3 separate regions of the Homo sapiens genome follow, and regions 2 and 3 are each linked to region 1. The links are chromatin contacts, found by Hi-C or POLR2A ChIA-PET in ENCODE. All regions are on one chromosome and are shown on one strand. Each heading gives the region's core, a stretch centred on a gene start or an enhancer-like site at or near the end of the contact. The rest is flanking DNA. Distances are from core to core; before and after follow the strand shown. Region 1 holds the start of AGO3 (argonaute RISC catalytic component 3). Region 2 overlaps MAP7D1 (MAP7 domain containing 1). Region 3 holds the start of C1orf216 (chromosome 1 open reading frame 216).

Evidence for each region. A loop is a pair of places that touch in the nucleus more often than their neighbours do. ChIA-PET counts read pairs that join two places held with the same protein, here RNA polymerase II (POLR2A). Pooled maps may share reads with other maps.
Region 2: a pooled map shows a loop between it and region 1 (3-fold over the local background). The contact joins the enhancer-like site here to the promoter of AGO3 in region 1. A Hi-C loop is called at or near these places in 1 of 168 maps with a recorded cell type or tissue (naive thymus-derived CD4-positive, alpha-beta T cell), 1 of 37 single-sample maps with no recorded cell type and 1 of 50 pooled maps. POLR2A ChIA-PET finds 5 or more read pairs at or near these places in 6 of 52 experiments (CD4-positive, alpha-beta T cell, WTC11, activated CD4-positive, alpha-beta memory T cell and 2 more).
Region 3: a map of ascending aorta shows a loop between it and region 1 (3-fold over the local background). The contact joins the promoter of C1orf216 here to the promoter of AGO3 in region 1. A Hi-C loop is called at or near these places in 1 of 168 maps with a recorded cell type or tissue (ascending aorta) and 10 of 50 pooled maps. POLR2A ChIA-PET finds 5 or more read pairs at or near these places in 1 of 52 experiments (K562).

The regions. Positions count from the first base shown.
Region 1 is chr1:35,929,719-35,934,423 of GRCh38, forward strand. It overlaps AGO3 (argonaute RISC catalytic component 3), which reads left to right and starts at 1,387. Exons shown (of 19, transcript NM_024852.4): 1 at 1,387-1,727. The coding sequence starts at 1,709. AGO1 (argonaute RISC component 1) reads left to right here. Exons shown (of 19, transcript NM_012199.5): 19 at 1-814. RefSeq lists enhancers at 1,003-1,526, 1,527-2,051, 2,052-2,574 and silencers at 1,030-1,539, 1,550-1,889.
Region 2 is chr1:36,159,418-36,164,122 of GRCh38, forward strand. All of the region lies in intron 1 of MAP7D1 (MAP7 domain containing 1), which reads left to right. Among named protein-coding and RNA genes, the nearest start is that of MAP7D1, 5.6 kb to the left of the region's middle. RefSeq lists enhancers at 959-1,736, 1,578-1,627, 1,778-2,017, 2,885-3,024. Within about 2 kb of position 2,619, at least 32 of the 41 ENCODE cell types and tissues checked have a DNase peak (open chromatin) inside an H3K27ac peak, as active enhancers do; they include CD4-positive, alpha-beta T cell, where a contact is called at or near this core.
Region 3 is chr1:35,716,214-35,720,918 of GRCh38, forward strand. C1orf216 (chromosome 1 open reading frame 216) reads right to left here and starts at 2,671. Exons shown (of 2, transcript NM_152374.2): 1 at 2,494-2,671; 2 at 1-113. The coding sequence starts at 108. It also overlaps a transcript of CLSPN not described here. RefSeq lists silencers at 2,403-2,832, 4,495-4,705.

The sequences.
Region 1 (4,705 bases), core at 137-2,636:
GTGGTTTTGAGTCCCATACATTTATTGTTTAATATTATATGGTAAGTACTTTAAAATGGTAAATAGTAAATACTTGTGTTATTCACTAACATTTGGGGAGGATTTTCTCTGTGCTTTATGTATATTACCTAACCTTACAAACTGTGTAAGGTACATGCTGTTCTCTCAATTTTTCAGATAAGAAAATTGAAGCCCAGAGAGATCAAGTGACTGATCCAAAGTCCCACAGTGAGGGGAACTGAAGATAGGATATTCTTTCTCCTTTTCCTCTTTAAAAAATTATTTTGATTAAAAAAAACCGTATTACTGAAGCATAGGGACATGGGGAGAAATTATGAATGATTCCTCAGCCTGAATAAAATAGTATGTTTCATTAAGGCAACAAATATTTATTAAGGACCTAATATTTGCCTGACATTCAAGTGAGGTGGGGGGCACACAAGTAGTAAATAAATAACAGACTGGGCAAAGGGCTACCAAGGCAATACTGTAGTAGACTAACAGGTGCCCCACCATAGATGGGTGGTCCGGAAAAGGCGTCTCAGATGTCTTTCGTTGAGACGCAAAAAAAAGCTGTGGGGTAGGGCGTAAGGGGAGGGTGGAGAAGAGAGAGAGGGTTCCTGGCCAAGGGAACCAAAAGCAGAGAAGCTCCAAGTCAGAAAAAAGCAGCGGTTGGCCCGTTGGGAGAATTGGAAGCCAACCAGTATAGCTGTAGCACAGGCGGGGCCCATTTACGCCGTGCGTTTTCACCCTGGAAAGGAGTTTGGGTTTTCAAGTGTGACGAGGCGCTATTAAAGAGTTTTAAACATGGAAATTACTCGATCTGATGTTTGTGTAGTGTCCTGTTTGTTAGTCATCTTTTCCAAACTATAATACATTTTTTTTTTCCTAAAAATGGTCGTTAAAGCAGCCTAGGACTTAGGTCAATTGCGGTGGTCACTTGACCGCCTGTGAGGAGGCGGCGCGTGGGGTGGATCGGACTGGGCGTGGCGGGGGCTCAGGAAGGAGGGTGGCCCTACCCCAGCGGGCTCGGCTCGGGGCCTCCGCGGCAGTTCGGGGTCCTTCACCCGCCGGCTCCAGGTAGGCTACTCCTCAGGTAAGCCCCGCCGCCAGCCGCGACGTCGTCGCAGACAGGCACCGCCCCCACTCGTGCGGCGCGAGTAGTCCTGCCCCTCCGCGTTGTCTCCGGCCGGCACGGCCCGGCGGGGTACGGCCGAGCCCGCCGCATGTGGCCCGGCTCCCGGACACCTCCCCGGCGTCCTCCGCGCCGGCCGCTCCTGCCCCGACGTCGCTCCGGCACGGCTCGGGGCCCAGAGGCGAGGCGAGGACGCCGGGCAAGCCAGGCAGCGGAACTGACGCCGGCGAGCTTCCGGGGCGGCCCCGGGCAGGTCGGCGGCGGCGGCCCGCAGTCGTGGAGGAGCGGTGGGAGCGTCGGCGGCCGCGGGCGATGCAACTTCCGGACGGGACTCCCCTCTGTCCGCGCCTCACATCTCCCCTTCCTCTCGCCTAGTCCTGTGCCGTTTTCCGTCCGCGACTCTTCCGGCCCAGAGCTTTCGGAGTGCGGTTGCTCAGGGGAAGCCGTCGCCGCCCCCGCCTCGGGGCCGAGTGAGAGTGCCCGTCGCGTCGCGCCGCGTCGCCCCCCGGGCCGCCTCCTTGCCGCCAGTGGCGGGCTCCGTTCTCCCTCGAAGCACTCCCCCCAGCTCCATGAATGGAAATCGGCTCCGCAGGTGAGTCAGAGTAGCTGGGCCAGGTAGGGGATGTCACCCAGCTACTGTCCTCTGAGCATCCCTGCTCCTCCCGCCCGGCCCAGGTGCGCGAGGTGAGCGTCGGGCGGGCATCGCTCGGTCTCCCGCCCCTCGCCCTGCTCCTCCGCGACCTCCCCGCAGCCCAGCCCCAGTTCCCCGGGGGCCCCTGAGTCGGCGAAACTGCGAGGCGGGGAAACGCTTGGAGGATTTAAGTTTGGGGTTATCTAGGCGGCATTACTCTTTGCTGGAGTACCCTTCTTCTAGACTTTAGAATGGTTTGCCATTGTCTAGTTGGAGTGCGTGTCCTTTAGCCAGGTTGTGTGTTCCGTAGAGGCTGGGCAGCCAGCCAGCTCCCTTACCTACCTCTTAGGATAGTTGTGAAGATAGGCTGAGATAACGGATAACTTCAGATTAAGTTCGAAGGAGGTGTTGGTGCAACGTTAAATTCAACATGGCATTGCTCCTACCCTCGAGTTCTTTTCTGTTGTTTGTGGCAGCATGGTAGATAGTTTCTGAGGAGCTTGGAAATGTCATAGCAGCCTGGATCCCTGCTTATACGAGGAGGTGGTTCTTAAAATTGCTGACAGTATATTTTTTTTCATTCTCTATTCCTTAGAGAAGTAGTTGTCATATTCCTGGAAATTTGGAATTTAAGAAAACTGCTTTATCTCTGGGGGCAAGAGCAGCAGTTTTGCAGTCTTAAGAGAAAATTGCAACATGGATAGTACTTGTCCTTAAAAAAGGAAAAGTATTGTTTATGGTTCTAAAGTAATTAATTCAGGGACAGAAAGGTGTTGCATAACGGTTTGCCTAACAAATGATCATGCTTGGCTTATTAAATTTGAAAGTATGCTTCAGACGATCACAAGTTCGTAAATTAATTTTCAAAATATTTGCGGGGCTGTCTTGTTACTAATGGTGTTACAAGTTCCTGAATTCCATATCTCTTTTTGCCAATTTGATATAAGAAAAACTTACGTAAAAGAAACCAGTGACATAACGATAGCTAAGAACTTTGTTGAATAGATTACGTGTCAAATGGTTGCAAAAAAGCACTCAAACTGGGGAGATGAGATGGGGAGAGAGTTACAAATTTTTTTTTTTTTTTTTTACAAATTTTGTTACATGGAAGTTTCTCTAATCAATTTAGACCATATCTCTTTTTCCTGCTCCATTGTTTCGCTTTCCCCCATATCGTCTTAAAAGGTCTGTCTGGATTGTGAAAAGATTTCGACTCTTATTCAGTTTTGATTTGTGTATTTCTGAAACTGTCCTGCCCTTTTAAAAAAATTACCATACTACTGTTTTACTGTACAGGAGATGTGATTATTTGGGACCATAGGTGATCTTTGTACATAACTGTCCTGTTGTCAAGTCTGGAAAACAAGTCATGAAGGTCAGACCCTTTATTAATCATCCCAAAACTTTTAAAGATATTTCAAAAAAGTTTTTAAAGTTTTTTCTTTTTCTCCTTAGGGTTTTTCATATGATATTGTGCCCATATATATGGGAAATGTCTTAGAAAACATTTGTTACATCAAACCACCTAGTCAACTGGTACAACTAAGCCAAGTACAGCTCAGAAAATACATTTTACCTCTTCTTTTTTGGGTGTCCCATTGCTGAAATGGATACCCATTTAGCTGTCTTCACATTTGGGGAAGTGTGTAGTTAGATTATCAACTATATGCCTGGGTCTCTTGAAAAGTAAAGTTTTTTCTTCAGTACAGTTTATACATGATTGAATGTAGCCTAATAATGAAGATAAGCTATACTTTGGCTCAAGATTGTCATCAGAAACAAAATTTTCATTATTCCTGAGACTTGTATATAATTGGTATGCTTAGCTTTAAGTTGAAAGCATAGCTGTGCAACTAAATTTTAAATCCATAATTTAGGCTGGGTGTGGTGGTTCATGCCTGTAATCTCAGCACTTTGGGAGGCTGAGGAAGGATGATCGCTTGAGCCCAGCAGTTGGAGACCAGCCTAGGTAACATAGTGAGACCTGCCTCTACAAAAAACAGAAAACTTAGCCGAGAATTGTGGCACATGTCTCCAGTCCTAGCTACTTGGGAGGCTGAGGCAGGAGAATGGATTGAGCCCAGAAGGCAGAGATTGCAGTGAGCTATGATCGCGCCACTAACTCCAGCCTGGGTGACGGAGCAAGACCCTGTCTCAAAAAAAAAAAAAAAAAAAAAAAAAAAAAAAATCATCATTTGACACGTATTTTGATTTTAAAATTTTAGTATAAATGTTCTCAAAAAGTCTATTGACTCAGTATTGAATCTTGGCTTTCCAATTCTGCCATAAGTTTTTCTTTTTTGTGGAGATTCTCAGGAATCATCTTGTGATAGGATATTTTAAATTCTAGTTGCTCGGTGGATACACAGAAAACTGTTAAATTTGTTTACATTAGGGAACCTCGAACACAAATACCATATAAGTTAGTATTTGTTCTTTCATATGAAATATTTTAAATGCTTTTTAAGGATATCTTGTGCAATCTACTGATTTAGTACCATCAGAACTTTGATTTAACAAAAAAAAAGGTGAAATTAGTTAAAAATTAATCAACAGTTTAACATCTGTGTCTGTGACTCTTTAGTTGGGGAACATCTGATGAAACACCGTTTTTTATGGTCTAATTACTGCTGAACTAAGAGTATAGGTTATGTTTCAGTTCTAAATAAAGTGGGAATAGGGAGCTGCAGAAATGCTTGATGATGTTACTTCTCCTGAGTACTCATTTTTTAGGTCCATACTATTCTAGTCTATGTTTTCAGGTAATGTTAGACTACCGTTTAGGACAGAGGAACTACACTTTATAATGGAAGAAAAACATTTACTTTTACCTTAAATTAATGACATGCAAATTGTTTGATGTTTGGTGGAAGTTTTATACAGTCTTGCAAAAGTGAATAGACTGTTTCTTTCTTATTTACACTTTTAAATTCATGTCT
Region 2 (4,705 bases), core at 1,369-3,868, 230 kb after region 1:
AATTGTAGGAGGTAAGTATAGGACAAGAAGGCAGCGGAGAGGGGAGTTCTAGGCAGACATGAGCTAGGGTGTATCCAGGGAACGGAGGGGCCCCATACCTGAAGTGGAACAGTGGGAACAGGAGAGAAGACCCAAGAAACAGGTGCAACCGGCTATCCAGCACACCCATGCTGATGCCCCACCTTATGCCAGCTCGGTGTAGTCTATGTGGACGGCAGAGAAGTGAATCAGACGGAGTTTTGACTCTTGGGGAGCTCTTAACGCGGCGAGGAAGGCAGATGTGTTCACTGCAGGGAAACCAGGTATAATGGTGTTAGTGTGCAGTGGGCTGTGCTTGTGGAAGGCTTCACGGAGGAGGCAGCATTTGAGGTGGATCTGAAAGGATGAGTAGACGTTGGTGAGACTGGCGCAGTGGGCTGTGGCCATACATCCAGCAGCCAGCTGGCTGGCACCTCCCAATGACAGCTTCCTAGTCCCTTCCTGGGCTGGTGGGCCCAATAATGAGGCCTCTAATGAGCCCCTAATGTGCAGTCACGCATATGCAAATGAGGTGGAAGGGATACTAGGCCAGCTCAGGTCCCCTTTCCTAACATGATAGTGGGGAAGGGCTGAGGGAAGGGACTGAAAGCTGGGCCCAGACTAGAATGGCCATACTTGAGGGCCATCAGGTCAGGTCTCAGGTCTGACCCAGGCTGGAAGTTAGGCCACAGGGCAGCTGGGACCCATGTCCTTAGGTCCCTGCTGGGCCTTGGGGCTAGTGAGGGAGCCAACTAGCCAGACCCAGATAATGCAGCTTTGTTGGCTGGTGGTATCTCTGCCTGGCACCCAGGGGCACAGCCTTCAGTGTTTCCTCCACCACTTCTCAGCTGCAGCTCTGCCCTGAAGGGAGCAGAGAGCCTGGGAGGGTGTAGGGAACATGGTACTGCTGCCCTTACTAGCGCTCCTCAGCAGTTGTAAGAGATGATGTGAGCCAGGTAGAGACTCCCCGGTGAACCAAGTTATTTCCCATTAATTATCTCTGACTTATTATCTCCTATTCATTAAGGGCCTTCTCTGTGCCAGGCACAATGCTCAGCATGTCACGGGCATTGTCTCATTTGTTCCTCACCACAGTCTCATGAGTAGGGACTAGCATTATCCCCATTTTACAGATGAGGCTCAGAGAGATGAAATCACTTACCTAAAGTCACACAGCTAGCAACTGGCAGAGGCAGGATTTGAACTCAAATCTGTCTGACTCTGAAGTCTGTGCCCTAAACCTCTAAGCTGAATTATCATGGCTAAGCTATCCAGTGACAAGGTCTGGCCTGCTTCCCTCCCGTGACTGGCCTGTGTGGGCATCTTGGTCTTGGGGACCCCATAATCTTTTCCCTGGCTGGCAGAGGTAGCCCCAGCAGAGCCCAGGGTCCTCTGGGAAGCCTGCCAGGTTGGAGCCTAAGCAGTTGAACCAGGAGGAAGGCCCCGGACCCAGGTGGTGGTAATAGTCCAGCTGGGGGGGCATCTCCAGGCCTTGGCCTGAGGTTGGGCCTCTGCCTTCAGCATCTGGGCAACAGCCTGGGCAGCCCTGCTGGGGCTGAGGGAGGGATGTGGTGGGGCCCAGGCTGCGGGATGGGGTCATTTCCTGCCGCCTAAAATAACAGGAAGTGGGTGCTCCTGATTGGAGGCTGGGAACAATGGCCGCCAGCCGGGCCAGAGAGCTCCTTCAGATCTGTAGTCTCAGTCGGGTTCCCGGCTTTATCACCCACAGAAGCCGGTGGCCTGGTCCCAGTGCCCCACTGCCCAACTGCTGGAGCACGCTGCCCTCTCCTAGGGCACTCCCTCTCGGAGCCGGCTTAGCTCTGTCCAGGCCAGGGATAATGCTGCCCCCTAAGGGTCCCTCCTCTCCCGGCCCCACAATTAGGCATTCCCCAGAGTTTGCCCTTTCTACTGACCTCCTATTCTCCCAGCCCAGATCTCTCCAGGAGAGGGAACCCAGGAGGCTGTCCCCACTGGGATGCAGGCAGGGTAAAGACCGTCATGCTGATTGGGTCCAAACCCCAGCTTTGCTACTCACTAGCTGTGGAGCTTAAGTAAGTGTCTTAATCTCTGAACCTGTTTCCTCGTTTGTAAAATGGGGTAATAATATCTACCTCATAGGATTATGGCAAAGGTTAAATGAACTAATGAGTTTAATGTGTTTAGCTGTGCCTGACAAAAGCATTAGCTGTTGCTCCTGTTAATCGGACTTTCTCTGGGCCTAGGGAAATAATTTGCTCAGAAGGAGCAGAAGTGACCTGGATGACGCTGTATAAATATTCCGGGGACATTGTGTCTCTGTGTGCTGTGTGTGTCTCTGAGGCTTTGTCTGTTTCTTAGAGGAGGTACCTGGCCCCGTACTCTGTGGGTACATCTGTGTGTCTCAGATATGTGTAGAGTTTTGAATCCCAGTAAGTCTGTTTCCTCTGCATGTGTGTGTGTGTATGTGTGTGTGTGTGTGTGTGTGTGTGTGTGTGTGAGAGAGAGAGGAGAATATGTCTTGTCTCTCGCCATTGTGCAGGCCCTGTTTACATTGTCTGGTGTCTGTCTCTGTTGTGTGCACGTCTGTCTCCCATGTGTCTCTGCCCTCTGCCTGCCTCTGTCTTCGCCTGCTCTAGTGTTGTCACCTAGGAATCTGCAGTGAGGGCCAGGAGGGCTCTTGCTAGAGGTGCTGATCTCTGTTCTGTCTTCTCTCGGCCTCGTGCCTCTGCCTCTCCCATGCTTCCTGCCTGAGGTGCTGTCTGTGCACCCCCCACGCCACAACCAGCCCTCACCCAGGCACTCCCTCTCGCTGCCCCTGGAGGTGGGCTGTTCTCCCCTACCTCACTTCCCGCCTCTTGGGAGCCAGCCTGGGCAGGAGCCTGCCTTCCCTACATTCCTGTGCTCTGAGCTCAGTGCCTGCTTGCCCCACCTGCACCCTTCACTTTTGTGGGGGAAGTCTCCCTGGGGGAACCACGGAATCACTTCCTTCTTCAGAGAACACGCAGGAGCTTCAGGGCGGGGTAATGTGACTGCCTACCAGAAACAGCATGACATAAGGGTTTTAAGGGTTTTGTCATCAGACAACTCTGGATTCAAATCCTACCTCTGACACTGGCATGAACAATCCACTTAATCTGTCTGAGTAAATTCTCTCACCTGTGAAATGGGGGCCATCATAGAACTTTCCTTTTAGGATTGTCATCAGGATCAAATGGGATAGGGAAAGTGCTTGGTTTATGTTAGAGCTTCAGTAAATTAGTTTGGGCCTGGAAACTGGCTGGGGACATGCAGGTTCTGAGATGAACATGACATTTAGTGTTTAGAGAGACTAAGCTTTGGAGCAGCTTGAGGGTCTAAATACACACTAGCTAGGTAGCTTTCTACAGTACCCCCACCCACATATCTACATACCCAGCCACCCACCCACCCATCGGACATTCATTAAACAGACACAGAACTCCCACTCTGTGCCAGGCAGGTCCTGTATAAGACTCTGGGGCTGCAAAAAGGACTAAGACTGAGTTTCTTCTCTTGATAAGCTCTCACACTGACAAGGGCAGGGGGTGGCAGGCAAACAGAAAAGCTAGACTGAGTTATCAGTGTTGTGAGAGGAATATTTGGCCCAACAAGAGTTGTTGGGGTGGGAGGAGGGAGAGACAAAAGGAAAGGACTGCCAGCTCTCAGAGGGTGGAGATGGGGTGTTAGTATTCTGAGACATGTGACAGTCTCTCTGAGGGACTTGGCCCTGATCTTTCTGCAGACCCCAGGCACAGCCCCTCTTGGAGCTCTTAGGAAGACAGGACTTTTTGACCCCACAATGCAACCCACCACTGCACTTTTGCCCTGCTAATGCTCTTTGTGCCAAGAAATAAATACAAATTATTTGTCTCTTATCTCATTCTTAACAAATACTTCTGGTAGATATTAGTGTAGCAAAATAAAACCAACAGTGGCAAAACCTCACAATCTGGCATAGACCAAAAATAAGATAAAATTAAGTAGCCGAAGGATCATATTTGATGGTTAAAAATGAGAATGATCATAAATAGATTAACCATACTGTATAGATAACTAACCAAGGAGTTTTGGCTTAATGTGATTTGCTCCATAACACTGTGCCAATGACATTTCATCAGGGTTGGCATAATTGTGAAGAAAATATTTGTATTCAGGGTCAATAGTGTGCCAGGTCACAAGAGGAGTTCCAAACTTCTTGTTTGCCTCTTGAGAAGTTTTTCTTGTTGAGCTGCTGGAGTAAACACTCATTATTATTTTTATTAACTTCTACCTGTGTGGCTTAGTCCAGGAAGCTGCCCAAACACTATTGAGATGGAGTTGTTTTGCTTCTCTTCAAATGTTTATCTTTTTGCTATAAGTTGCCACATAGATATATACTTTTTTTCTTTTTTTTTTTTTTTTTTTTTTTTTTTGGAGACAGCATCTGATTCTGTCGCCCAGGCTGGAGTGCAGTAGTGCAGTCTCAGATCACTGCAGCTTCCACCTCTGGGTTCAAGGGATTCTTCTCTCAGCCTCCCAAGTAGCTGGGACTACAGGTGTGCACAACCACGCCCAGCTAATTTTTGTAGTTTTAGTAGACATGGGGTTTTGCCATTTGCCCAGGCTGCTCCCGAACTCCTGGGCTCAAACGATCTGCTCTCCTTGGCCTCCCAAAGTGCTGGGATTACAGGCGTGAGCCACTGCGCCCAGC
Region 3 (4,705 bases), core at 1,421-3,920, 210 kb before region 1:
CATGAAGTTGGAGTTGCTGTCTGGTTGGAGCTCGGGCTGACATAATCCAGGAGGTGGGTCCCCCAGGAATTGGCCCCCCTCAGCTAGCCCTGGCTGGATGGCGAACATCTAGCCTGTAAAGGGAAAGCAGGAGACCGAGTCACAGTAGGACAGGGTGGGGTGCCTGAAGTCAGGGCAACTTAGCTGCAGGGACAAGGCTGCAAGCAAGAGCCTGGCCACTCCCTGTCAAGCCCTTTCTCTTGACTCTGGTAACACTTCCCTTCGTGGTTTTCGTCCTCCCTGTCTACCTGTTCATTCTCAGTCTCCTGCAAAGGGTTTTTCCTCCGTCCTCAGAGCCAGGCTGTCTTCTGATTTTGTGCATTTCTCTCCAGAGGACCTCATTCTCTGCTGTAGCTTCAAAGACCATCATATGCTGGTGACTCTCAGATCTGTCTTCAGCCCAGATCCAACTGCTATCCAACCCTGCAACCAACCATAGTCTCCTCAAATTCTACATAACCAGTCCAGGCATGGTGGCTCATACCTGTAATCCCAGCACTTTGGGAGGCCGAGGCAGGCAGATCACCTGAGGTCAGGAGTTCGAGACTAGACTGGCCAACATGGTGAAACCCCATCTCTACTAAAAATACAAAAATTAGCCAGGCATGGTGACAGGCACCTGTAATCCCAGCTATTTGGGAGGCTGAGGCAGGGGAATCACTTGAACCCAGGAGGCAGAGGTTTCAGTGAGCCGAGATTGCGCCACTGCACTCCAGCCTGGGTGACAGAGTGACATCATCCCCCTCCACCACCGCCCCCCGCCAAAATTCTACATAACCAAACAAGCTCTCCTTCAGTATCCTCAGCAAGATGGCTCTGTACTCCATCCAGAAAGCTGAGAGCATCCTGGGGTCCTCACTATCCTTCCTTCTCCCATCTCATTAATAACCACATTCTGACCATTCTTCCTCTTCCAGGCCATTTCTGACCTGGATTATTGCCTCGGCCTTTTCACTGATCTCTCTGCCTCCAGTTAAAAATGTAAATTTCACTTGTCACCACTCCTAATGCCCTCCCTGAATTCCTGCTAAACCTCTACCTGGCCTACAACACCCTGTTTGATCTGGCCCCTGCTCACCCCTCCATACCTGCCTCTTGCCACTCTGCCCCTCCCATCATAGCAAACTGCCCAGAGATCTCAAAACACACCATTGTTTTTCTTACAGTATTCCTTTGGCCTACAATATCCTTCCTCTCCCCTCCCCTCAAAGCTCCTCCCTTCTCCACCCAGCAAATTCCTTTTTGTACTTCAAAATTAGCTGTAATATCCCCATGTTTCCATGTCCCCATGTCTCTGAAGCCGTCTTGATACTGCCCCAATCAATATTACATAAACAAGCACGGTTAGTTATGCCTTCCTCTGGGTCCCCACTGCGCTGGGTATACACTGTCTTATCCAACTTTGCATCCGTCCCTGGCATACATGGTCGACGATCAGTGAATGTCTATTCAACTGGCATTTTTGGTTTGTGGTAATGATCTTGTAATAGCAGTTTGTAATCTGGCTTGGACCTCCTGTATATATCCTCCATCATATTCCCCAGAGTCAGCCAGCATAGAGCCCTGAACCAGGCTGTCTGTGCATACAGGTACTTGCTAAGTGAGTGAATGGGAGAAGAGACTGCAGTGAATTTCCATGCTCAGGAATCCACTCTTGACTCCCCAGGGCTGGAAGAGCTGGGTTCTGGAAGAGCTGGGTTTGGTTCCCTTTCCTACCCCAGCCAGGGAGCCCCGCCTTCCCCAGTGACAAGCTTTTCTTCTGAGCCTGCCCCCTTCCCTCCCAATGCCTCTGGAACACAGCCACTATCTTGCGGTCCCCGTCCCTAGCTTGCTCCATTCTGAGGCCCTGGAGGGAGGGCATACCACACCACTCTTCTCTCCTCCATAACCTGCTTCTAACCAAAATTAGGATTTGAACTGACAAAGGGATTCTACTGACCAAACAGCACTGGGATTAGAACAATTGAAGAGCATGAAGAGGAAGGGTATTGTAAGTGGAGCCGGCACTGGAAGGCGCTCCATAGGTGGCATGGACCCTCCCCACCCCCAGCAATGGGCAGAGAAGTCCTGGGGAGAAGGGTGTAGGAACAGTTCGTTTCTAATCGCCCTCTAAGCAAGGCTTGTGGGAAGGTGCCTAGAGATCTCCCCTCGCCCCAATTTTTTATTTTTCCTATACTTGGATGGGGCCGTGAAGGAAGCTGGGATGGGGTGGGGGTGGCGCTAGGGATCACAGGGTTCTCAGAGATAGTAAAATGAGAACCCCGACACGCCAGGACTAGGTCTCCGCCCAAACAGGAGGCAGCCTCCTTTTCTGGCCTTGCGGGAGTGGGAGACCACCCCAGGAGACAGAGACCATCCTTCCCTAGTCTCCTCGAAGGAGGCCACTGTGACTCCCCGCTTCCCGCGGCTGAGCCCCAAGCCCCACCCCGCCTCGGGCCCCAGACTCGGACTCACGGCGTAGAGGCGCCCGCTCCGGCGCGTCTGGCTCTGGCTCCGCCCGGCCCTGGTGGTGTCTAGTCCCTGGGCTGGGGGTTCCTCGGCCTGGGCGTCTCCGCGGTCCAGGCGTGGGTGCGGGGCTCCCGGGCAGCGCGCCCAGCCCCAGTCCCGGACTGCGGAGTCAGGCGGCGTCTGCGCAGCAGGGCGGAGCGACCGGTCCCACGTGGGCCGGTTCGGTTTTCCGCGGAGCCCCGCGCCAGGCCCCTGCGCCGGAACCGCTTCGCCCCCGCGCGGGGCCGCGTTGACCCAGGCCTTCCAGGTCCGGTGCTCTCTCCTATTGGCATTCGCTGGGCCCTTCCCATCAGTTAGCCTCGCTGCAGACACCGTGCCATTTTCAAGTGAAATCTGATTAGTCACCACCTTCCGGCGTTAAACTCCTCAATGGCTTCCCCACCGCCGGGACAACCCCTAAGGCGGTAGCCGCGGGGCTCTGTGCGTCCTGCCCTTCGTCTGCCTCTCCGGCTTCGTCCTCTACCCTCCCTCTCCGCAGTTACCCTCCCACACGCCCCTTTCCGCCACGCGGCTTTGGCACGCACTGTTCCCTCGGTCTAGCATTCTCTTCCCCCTCTCGACTTACTCCTATTTCAGATCTCTTCTCGGAGAGATCTCTGACTCCCTAGATCACGTTCGTTCCCCCCTTTATGTCAGAGCACATTCCTTTTCTTCATAGCATTTATCACAATTTGGAATTATATATTCCTTTTTGTGCTTACTTGACTAAAGTCACTGAGGCCGGGTGCGGTGGCTCACGCCTGTAACCCCAGCACTTTGGGAGGCCGAGGCGGGCAGATAACCTGAGGTCAGGAGTTTGAGACCAGCCTGGCCAACATGGTGAAACCCCATCTCTACTAAAAATACAAAAATTAGCCGGGCTTGGTGGCGGGCGCCTGTAATCCCAGCTACTTGGGAGGCTGAGGCAGGAGAATCGCTTGAACCTGGGAGGTGGAGGTTGCAGTGAGCCAAGACTGCACCACTGCACTCCAGTCTGGGCAACAGAGTGGGACTCCGTCTCAAAAAAAAAAAAAAAAAAAAAAAAAAAAAGAGAGAGAGAGAAAGAAGATCCAAGCCTGGGACAGGGCTCAGGGCTGATGTCCTGTACCCGGGACGGGGGCTCTCCGCAGGACACAGAGCCCACCCATGATGCCTGTGAAGTGGGTACCAGTGCTTTTGCCCAGGTGAGGAGGAACAGCGTGATAAAAAAGGGTCTTGGGTTCCAAACTCCAGTGGATTCTTCTCAGAGCTCCACTCTACTGAAGCTTGACCCCCCTCACTCTTTTGCACCCTGGGGAAATGTGAAGTTGGGGGCCCTGTTTGGAATAAAAGAGAACAGAGTTCAGTAATTGCTGACCCTAATATATGAGGTGCCCTCTTCCAGTTTCAATTTGATTCCAAGTCACCATTCTGCAACCTAGAGACTAATTGGCAAATTAAATCACACCAAGAAATCCTATATGCAAAAACAGGGAAAATGGAAAAGAAATTTTTATGATTATGATGACTATTTTAAAAGGGAAAAGGAAATAAGAAGGAGAAGGCAGAAGTAATTCAAACTTTGCACACTCCTCCAGCTAAGAAAATACAGGTGGAGACGTCAGCCCCATTTCTACATCAGATCCTGTGGCCTAAGTCTTCTCCCTTCCCTTATCCACTTCAGGTTCCCCTGGCCTTCAGCCTGGGGTGACCCAAATCCTCACTTTTTTTTTTTTTTTTTTTTTTTTTGAGATGGAGTCTCGCTCTGTCGCCTAGGCTGGAGTGCAGTGGCGCAATCTCGGCTCACCGCAACCTCCACCTCCCGGGTTCAAGCGATTCTCCTGCCTCAGCCTCCTGAGTAGCTGGGATTACAGGTGCATGCATCACGTCAGCTAATTTTTGTATTTTTAGTAGAGATGGGGTTTCACCATGTTGGTCAGGTTGGTCTTGATCTCCTGACCTTGTGATCCACCCACCTCGGCCTCCCAAAGTGCTGGGATTACAGGCGTGAGCCACCATGCCTGGCCCAAATCCTCACTCCTAAAGGCTCTCAGCTTTGGTGATCTAGGGTTATGCAGTTCTGCCCAGACCACAGAGCCATAAAGTCATCAATTGTTTGTTCTGCCCAGAATAGCCCTTCTCCGCCTCTCTTTGGACTCTGTCTCTCCCAGCTTAACCATGTGGGTCAAATGAAAGCCTG